Linked DNA regions of Homo sapiens: regions 2 and 3 are each linked to region 1. The links are chromatin contacts, found by Hi-C or POLR2A ChIA-PET in ENCODE. All regions are on one chromosome and are shown on one strand. The core of a region is the stretch at or near the end of the contact, and the rest is flanking DNA. Distances in the headings are between cores, read along the strand shown.

Region 1 (2,600 bases), core at 64-2,563:
GCTCAGAACGAATCTTTTGAAAAAGCCACATTCTACTATCTTTAAAACTGAGCACTGAGATCAATAGAAAAGTCTAACTACAGACACGAGCAACATCACGTGGAAAATGTCTGCCCTAGGAATTTTTACTGCCTTGACGAGGCCAGCGACTAGATGAGGTCTCTCCGAAAGCTCTTCAGCAGTTTTCCCCTGTCCACCCTTTCGCCTCCTCCCCGTGGAGAGCTCGTGGAAAGACGCGCGAGAGGGGGCCGGGTGTACAGGACTAGCACTTGCAGGCGGAAGACCAGGGCCACAACATGGCAGCAGGAACCTCCGCCCCGTTTTTCCCTTCCTGGGAACAAAAGAGCGGAGCATTCCTCCCACCCAGGCGCAAGTTAGGGAAGTGCTTCCGACAACCTCCCCGCGAGGCCCGGGTCGCTCGACGGGGAGGAGCAGCTGAGGCCACCCCCGCCAGCCCGGCGCCCAGCTCTTTGTTCTCCAAGCAGGAAGGCGGCCTCCTGCCCACCCGCCGCCTCCAAGCGGGCCCCCTCCTGCACCATAAATCCCCCCGGGACTGACAACCGCCTCGCCACGGCCTCCTCTGCTGACAAAAGGGGCAGAAATCATCACTCTCTCTTTCCTCCCCGACGAAGGGCAGCCCCTGCCGACTCCAGGTCCTACACACCTCCCCGCCGGGAGGCCAGGCTCCGGGACGCCTGCGGTTCCCTGGTCCCGCGCCAACGGCCTGGCCTTCCCTGCCGGCCCGCGTGCCTCCCGCCACGGCGCTAGCGGTCCGAGCCACGCTCCCTCGCCGTCCGAGCACAGCCGTGCCTCGGTCCGCCACGGCCTCGTCCCTGCAGGCGTCGGCCATCCGGCCATGACCGCACGGCGGCCTGGCCAACACTGACGTTTTCCTTCTACTCCGTCAGCAACAGGAAGAGAGAACAAAAGCCAAGACTTTCCAGGTATCTGAAGCGCAGAGGAAATGCTAAAAAAGGGTCGCCCCACCCGGCTCCGCCTGCGGCCGCCATTTTGTACCACTCGAGAAGAAGCGACCAGGGACGGCGGCCATTTTAGAGCGCTCCACTCGGCGGCGGCAGCGGCTCAACTCACCTTCACCGAGAACTCAGCAGCTGCCACCGCAGCTGCCTCCTCAGGATCCGGTCGTCGGGGATAGGGAAGGGAGGGGAAAGGGGAACGGAAAACAAAAAAAAGGGGGAGGGAAGGGGGAGGAAGGAGTCGGGGACGGCCTCAAACTCAGCTCAGAGGAGTCGCTGCTGCAGCCGCCACTCGGTACCCGCTGCCACCTCCATAGAGCTCCGACTCACTGCTGGCGCTAAGGCGTGTCTGAAGCCGAACTTATCACTCTTGGGGCAGCCGAACCCACCAGAGTCTCCCCGAATGGCTCCTTCGCCGCCCAATCAGCGGCCCGGTTGCCGTCTGCCACCAATCCGCGCAGGGCAGCGAGGAGGAGCCACAGGGCTGAGCTCGGTTGCGGCGCAGCCCCGCCGCAGTGCGCAAAGCCATATTCGCGAAGTCTCTGAGGCTGAGCCAGTGGCGTAAGGGGCGCCGAGCGCTGTCGAGATGAGGGTTGCGTGCGTAAAGCCGGAGAGCCCTTTTGAGTCTGCGTTGGCGTGGCTGCTGCTTCTTGCTCCAGTCCCTTTGTTCACTGAGTCCATATGCCATGCTCCAGTTGTATCATCCCCTTTTCCCTCGACCTCGTTTTCTCACCGGGAATATGGGAAGAAAACGCACCCTTACCTCCCCCGAACCCTGTGCGTGGCGAGTGAGCATTGCTTTTCTTGGCGCCCCTTGGAGCTGTGGCTGCCCTCGCGTGCCTGGCCTCTCCCGGGGCTGAGCCCTTCGGGTTGAGGCCTGGAGCCCCCGGGCGCAGCGCCGGGACACTACCCGGCTCCAGGTCCTCGGCTTCGGCAGCCTTAGGGAACCCAGAAAGTAGTGGGGAGGAGGCGAGACGTGCGCCCGGATGCCAAAGGGGAGCTTCATTCAGCTCCTTATTGGCCCACCCCCTGCAGAGTGAATGAGAAAGTGATGAAAGGAAGGGGTTGATTTTCTTCGAACCGCACAGAAGAAGCTGCTTTTCCCATAGGAATGTCCGGCTGGCGGTCACCGAGGAAAACACCCTGTGTGTCAGACTTCCGCGGGTGTTTGGAGGATTTCGAATTGCTAGCTCCTGTTTTTTTTTGTTTTTTGTTTGTTTAAGTGCACGTTAAACATTGTCAGTTGTGTATTTTCATTTTATTTAAGGTTCACCATAAGAAATAGGATTAAGCTTTTCAAAGCCGGCAAGTTGAACTATTTATACTTACCAGGTAATGTATTGATGAGTACCTTATTCCATCGTTTGCGACATTGTAGCTATACTAAAATGGAGTCATACTTCCATAAACTTAAACAACAAAAATGTCCCCATCTCCATTTTAACATGTAGTACTTTTACAGTGTATAGTCAAAGGCAAGAATGTGTGTGTTTTAACATGAATGACTTTTAAAGTGTTCAGTAAGAGGCAGGATTTTCAAAGACCCAAACTTAACCTTTGATGTGTCAAAACAGCTCTTGGTATTAGAGCACCTGGTCCTTAATACAATTTTCCGGAAAATTG
Region 2 (2,600 bases), core at 64-2,563, 4.2 Mb before region 1:
AAATGCAAAGGCCACAAGCAACAAGACCAAGGCCAGAGACCAGGAATTCCAACCCTTCACCTTGAGCTTTTGCCTAGAGCTGATACATTTCTGTAAGAGGTAAGGAGGCTTCTGAACACAGGAGACACATGATCACACACGTATATTAAATATTTAACATGTCTCTAGCTGCAGTGTAGAAAACAAACTGAAGGGGAGAAATTGCAGACAGAGAGGCCAGCGGCTTGGACAATGGTAATGGGGCTAGGGGATGAAAAAGGAGGAAACAAAGCAGGCCGATTCCATGTTGGAGGCAGACTGAAGGGTAAGAAAAGCCTGAGGAAGCAGGGCCCTCACATCTGCAGAGGCTCAAAGGAGAAGATGTATTGTCGGGAAGGCTGATTCTGTGTTGCAGTCCTACCAGGTAATCCTAGGCCAGGCACTTACCCTGATTCTAAGTTTCCCACACCCTCCTTTGAACAATGATACTGACAACTCTTACTGTCTCCAATCCATCCTCCACACTGTAACCGACGACCCTTTCAAAATACAAATCTGAAGAAATAATTCCATTGCTTAAAACCTTTCATTGGCTTCTATTCTCAATATACGCAAAACTTCTACCTCTTGAACTTGAACAGCATATATGCCCCTTTCATTTACTATGTATTTCAACCACAAGGACCACTTGTGTTTGTGACTCTGACAGAACATGCTCTCTTGTCCCAGGGCCCTTGTACGTACTTTTTCCTGTCTGAAGAACCCTCTTCGCTTCACCAACTTCTACTCAACAACTCTCTCTGACCCAACGTCAGTTTCTTTTGGAAGTTCTCGGATCTTCAGATCAGGACTCGCCCTTAACGGTGCCACAGGTGTCCCTCCCCGCAATACACACAGCGCTGGGATCCACCAATGTCCGCTTCGCGGCCTGAAACAGCTCCCATTGCTCCCGCGAGTCACTCACCTTGTTTTGCGAGGAGGCCGCAGGCGGAGGTCGTGAGATTACGGGCCCAAGGCCCGCGGCTACTGGGGCCGCCTCGGCCCACTCAGGCTCTTCGAACATGAGGGTCGGGAGGGCAGGGTCGCCGAGTCCCCGCTCTTCTCCACGTGCACAGCGCTCCTCTGGAAGTCGGAGCGCTCAGACCTGCCAGAACCGACCCGGAAACCAAAGCGTGACAGCCAGGGGTTGCTAGAGCGGCCGGCGCGGCGCAGCGAACCATCGAGTTTAGCCAGGCGCGGCTAGAAGGGCAGGGAGGCGGTGGGAGGGGAGGGACGGAGGCCCGCGCTGCCCAAGAGCGCCACGGGCGGGGCGGGGCCGGCGGCGGGCTGCGGGCGCGGCCGGACGGGAGTTCCCCGGAGAAGGATCCTGCAGCCCGAGTCCCGGTGAGTGCGAGAGGACCCGCGCCCCCTGTCACCCCTCACTTCTCCTGAGTCCCAAGTAAGGAACGGAGCCAACCCTGGGGAGGACCCCCGGTCCCCTCTCCCAGAGTATACGGAGCCTGAACCTCCCCACTTCCCCCAACTCTGTTCGCGGATAGGGTCTAGTTGCCTGCTCTCGGACATCCGTTCAGCAGACACTACCTCTTCGTCACCCCCTGCCCACCCTGACCCGCCTTTACCTCGCGTCTAGAGGACACAGCCAGGGATCATCCCGCAGCCCCGAACTCCTTCACAGACCCCCACTAGCCGGGGACGCAGCTCAGGCCCCCTACCCCCAACACAAACACTTCTCTCCTGTAGAGGATAAAGCTTGGGGTTCATCCTCCTTCCCTGGATCACTCCACAGTCCTCAGGCTTCCCCAATCCAGGGGACTCGGCGCCGGGACGCTGCTATGGACGACATTTTCACTCAGTGCCGGGAGGGCAACGCAGTCGCCGTTCGCCTGTGGCTGGACAACACGGAGAACGACCTCAACCAGGGGTGAGCTGAAACGGTTGGTGGATGAGAGGAAGGCTAGAGATCTCCTGGCTACGTGGAGTGGAGTGCTCATGTCTGGTGGTGGCGGCTGCCTTTGCTAGCCAGTGTAATGAGTGCTAAGCATAGCCTGTGGGGGGCAGAGGGTTTTCACAGAGGACGCAGTTTGAGCTGAATCTTGACTGCAGAATAAGAGTTTCACAGGCAGAGGCTACAGAGAGCTTTCCAGCCTCAGTAGACTGCATGGCCAAAGGCTAGGGGGCAAGGCACAGAGCAGAGAGAACAGGAAATTGTCTGGAGTTCCATATGGCTGGAGGATAGATGATCTCTGTGGGTCGGAGCATTGGGTACAAGAGGAAAAGAACAGGACATAAGACTGTAGAGGTCTCCAAGGATCAGCCAGATCATGCAAGCATATTTAGGCTATAAGAAGGTCTTTATTTTAAAAGCAAGGTTTTAAAGCTGTATAGTGACATAATGAGATTGTCCATTTTTCAGTATCGTCTTGGATGCTTTGTGAAGAGCAGGTGGAAAGGAGGCAATTGCCTAGTTCATCGTAGAAGTAATGATGTCTTGGACTAGAATTAGGGTGAGTGAAAAAGAGAAGTGATCAAATTCCAGAAGTCTTTAGGACGAAGAATTGTGGAACTTGGTGTGGGGAGTGAGTAAGGGCAAAGATGAGGACCAGGGTTCTGGCTTGGGAACT
Region 3 (2,600 bases), core at 75-2,574, 4.1 Mb after region 1:
ACCACAGTTGCCAAACATCCCTGTACTTTTCCTTCAAAACACTGACCACAGCCTGTGGCCGATAATGAGATTAGTTTTCTCTCTCCCACTCATCTGCCAACTCCTTAAAAGGCTGTATCTGCCTTCTTCACCGCTAGCGTCAGGCCTGTAGTTGCATATAAATAAGTGTAATTCAAAACAAAACAGGTGAGCTCTGTCCCAGGACCCGTGGAAACTCCTGCCCCCTCCGGACGTCGGGACACCCACACACAAGCGGTGGTCGCCTTTTCCGCTGCCAGTCACAGGGCATTTCCGTGCTGCTTTCCCCTCCGCAGAATGAGGAGGAGCGAAGTACCGACCTCACCGGCTGGTTATGAGTTTTAAATGAGTCACCAAGTTGGCAGTGACAGTGGCACACAGAAGGCGCCTTTTAAGTATCTGCTAAGGTGCCGTTCCCAGCCAGTCAGAACGGCATTACCATCTGCGCTGTAGGACCCCCGCAGCGGATTTTAGTCATCAATTCATTCACGCGTTCACAATCGTTTCCCAGGGCCCGCTTCTCAGTCAGGGGCGTTCCCCTGCATTCTCCATTCTCACAGCAAACGCCTACACCAGTCGTTCGTCGACTGCAGACACCGAAGAACCTGCTATTAACCATCTAGAACTCAGAACGCCTTGATTTTCCGACAAGCCGCGTGCAGCTTCCACAGAGCTGCGAGGCCGACTCGCAAGACGCCCGCACCTGAGGGCATGCGTCCACCCTGGACCTGAAGTGGCGGCGCGGCTGGCGAGCCAAACGGCGCAGGCGCAGGAGCAAGAGCTCGAGCGGTAGCGGGAAAATCAGGACTGGATCGCCTCGGAGCCTCGGCCCGGAGTGGGTCACCGGCAGGGGCGGGGCTCCCCCTGCAAGGGGGCACGGCGTCGAGGACTTCTCCCTTCCAGACCCGGGAAGCGGGTGTCCCTCAAAGGGCAGCCGGCACACGGAGAGGTCCCGACTAGTCGGCCCAGGGGCGGCCATAAGTCCAACCAGGAAGGCCCTGGCCAGCCCGGGCCAGCCTGGCGGCCCTCCCTGCCCGGGGCCCGTCGGGGCTGTACCTCTCCGTACACCTGGCTCTGCTTTCTCATGTAGACATGGGGAAGCTCGGATGAGGCTGCCAGGGAATAGATGTTGCCGATAAATGGCAGCCCCGGCGGCCCCGGGGGGAAGCCCATCGGCCGCCTCTGCTTCAGCAGCTGGCGGACCCCTAGCGCGAAGAGCAGCAGGAAGAGCGCGCCGCCGAGCGCCGCCGCGCCCTCTTCAGCTCTCCAAAGCTTCCACATCGGCCCGAGCTGGAGGTGCGAACTCCACAGCAGCCCTGAGACCCAGGCACTCCCTCCAGCCCTGCCATACTCCCATTGGCAGGATACCCTCAGGTCCCGCCCTAGCTCCGTGGCCATTGGCTGACTGAGTGAGCGCTCAGGCCCCTTCGGGACAACTACCTTCTAGTTTTGCGCGGCTGAGAGTGGACTTTGCGGAGCGGGTGGCCGGTGCTACCCTTTGGAGGTGGCGCGGCTCTAGGCGGAGCAATGAGCCAGGAGTCCGTTTTCTAGAATGTTGACACAAGGGCATTGACGAGGTGTCAGGACGGCCTCACTCACTGGGCTAGGCGGATCCTGCCTCTCTGGGGCCAGACCTTTCTTAAAGTGTCTTTTTAAGTACCAGGTCTGCTTATTTCATTTCACACTAGGAAAACTGGAGAGATGATCAACACTGCAGTCTTTAGCTGAACCTGATACTTTTCAGAATTTCCAGTAGAAAATTGACCCATCAGTAGTAAAAGAAAGTAATTTTACTGTTTTGTCCTGTTTTACTATTTTTCTCCTGTTAATGTATTTTTGTGTGTGATCTTTTAATAATTGTGATGATTGAGCAGTTTATGTGATTAACTCAGTTTACCTATATTTGACCCCTCTCTGGTCTTTCCAAACTGATTACTTATTGGCAATCACGGGACTCTTGTCTGCACTTGTTCACGGAGAGTATTTACTATTCAAGATTTCTGCCTCCACTGCCTGGAATTAAGCAACTGATTTCATATTATTCTTGCTAATTGTTTTTATTCCTGTTTTCTATTGGGCAGTTCCTTGCAATACAGGACTTACTGGGTTTGGGACTCTTCTAACAGCTGCCCTCTAATTGTGATTTAGCAGTGGCATGAGTTTTATGGTCCTCATTAGCTTACGACTCATTCACACAACAAATATTTATTGAATGTCTACTATGTTCCCATGTCCTAAGCAATGGAGATACATAGGTGAATAAGAGCAACAAAGTCCTTTCTATAACTTACATTCTTATGAGAGGGAAGAGCAATGACATGGAAATACAATAATTTTCAATAATCAGAAGCAAACAAAAAGTGCGTTATAGAAAACGCCTGGTGGTTGGGGAGATACTTTAGCAGGCAAGGGCTGTCAAGGAAAGTCTTATTAGGAAGATGACATTGGAGCTGAGATCAACTGCTAAAGAAGTGTATTTGTTTCCTACTACTGTTGTAATAAATTACCACCAATCTGATGGCTTAAAACCACACAAATTTATTTTCTTACAATTCTTGAGGTGAGAAGTCCAAAATGAGTCT

What was found. A loop is a pair of places that touch in the nucleus more often than their neighbours do. ChIA-PET counts read pairs that join two places held with the same protein, here RNA polymerase II (POLR2A). Pooled maps may share reads with other maps.
Region 2: a loop to region 1 is called in a pooled map, with 4 times the contacts of the local background. The contact joins the promoter of ILK here to the promoter of EIF4G2 in region 1. A Hi-C loop is called at or near these places in 7 of 50 pooled maps.
Region 3: a loop to region 1 is called in a pooled map, with 6 times the contacts of the local background. The contact joins the promoter of CYP2R1 here to the promoter of EIF4G2 in region 1. A Hi-C loop is called at or near these places in 6 of 50 pooled maps. POLR2A ChIA-PET finds 5 or more read pairs at or near these places in 2 of 52 experiments (T-cell and activated CD4-positive, alpha-beta T cell).

The regions. Positions count from the first base shown.
Region 1 is chr11:10,807,613-10,810,212 of GRCh38, forward strand. EIF4G2 (eukaryotic translation initiation factor 4 gamma 2) reads right to left here and starts at 1,314. Exons shown (of 22, transcript NM_001418.4): 1 at 1,093-1,314. It overlaps LOC101928053 (a long non-coding RNA gene), which reads left to right and starts at 1,685. Exons shown (of 3, transcript NR_120540.1): 1 at 1,685-1,754; 2 at 2,245-2,309. RefSeq lists enhancers at 87-166, 897-1,156, 1,667-1,716, 1,792-2,398 and a silencer at 1,437-1,486.
Region 2 is chr11:6,602,461-6,605,060 of GRCh38, forward strand. ILK (integrin linked kinase) reads left to right here and starts at 1,314. Exons shown (of 13, transcript NM_004517.4): 1 at 1,314-1,362; 2 at 1,720-1,900. The coding sequence starts at 1,812. RRP8 (ribosomal RNA processing 8) reads right to left here and starts at 1,156. Exons shown (of 7, transcript NM_015324.4): 1 at 944-1,156. The coding sequence starts at 1,042. RefSeq lists enhancers at 389-930, 926-1,115, 1,706-1,945, 2,176-2,335 and a silencer at 1,186-1,395.
Region 3 is chr11:14,890,907-14,893,506 of GRCh38, forward strand. CYP2R1 (cytochrome P450 family 2 subfamily R member 1) reads right to left here and starts at 1,325. Exons shown (of 5, transcript NM_024514.5): 1 at 1,075-1,325. The coding sequence starts at 1,299. It also overlaps a transcript of PDE3B not described here. RefSeq lists a silencer at 833-1,072.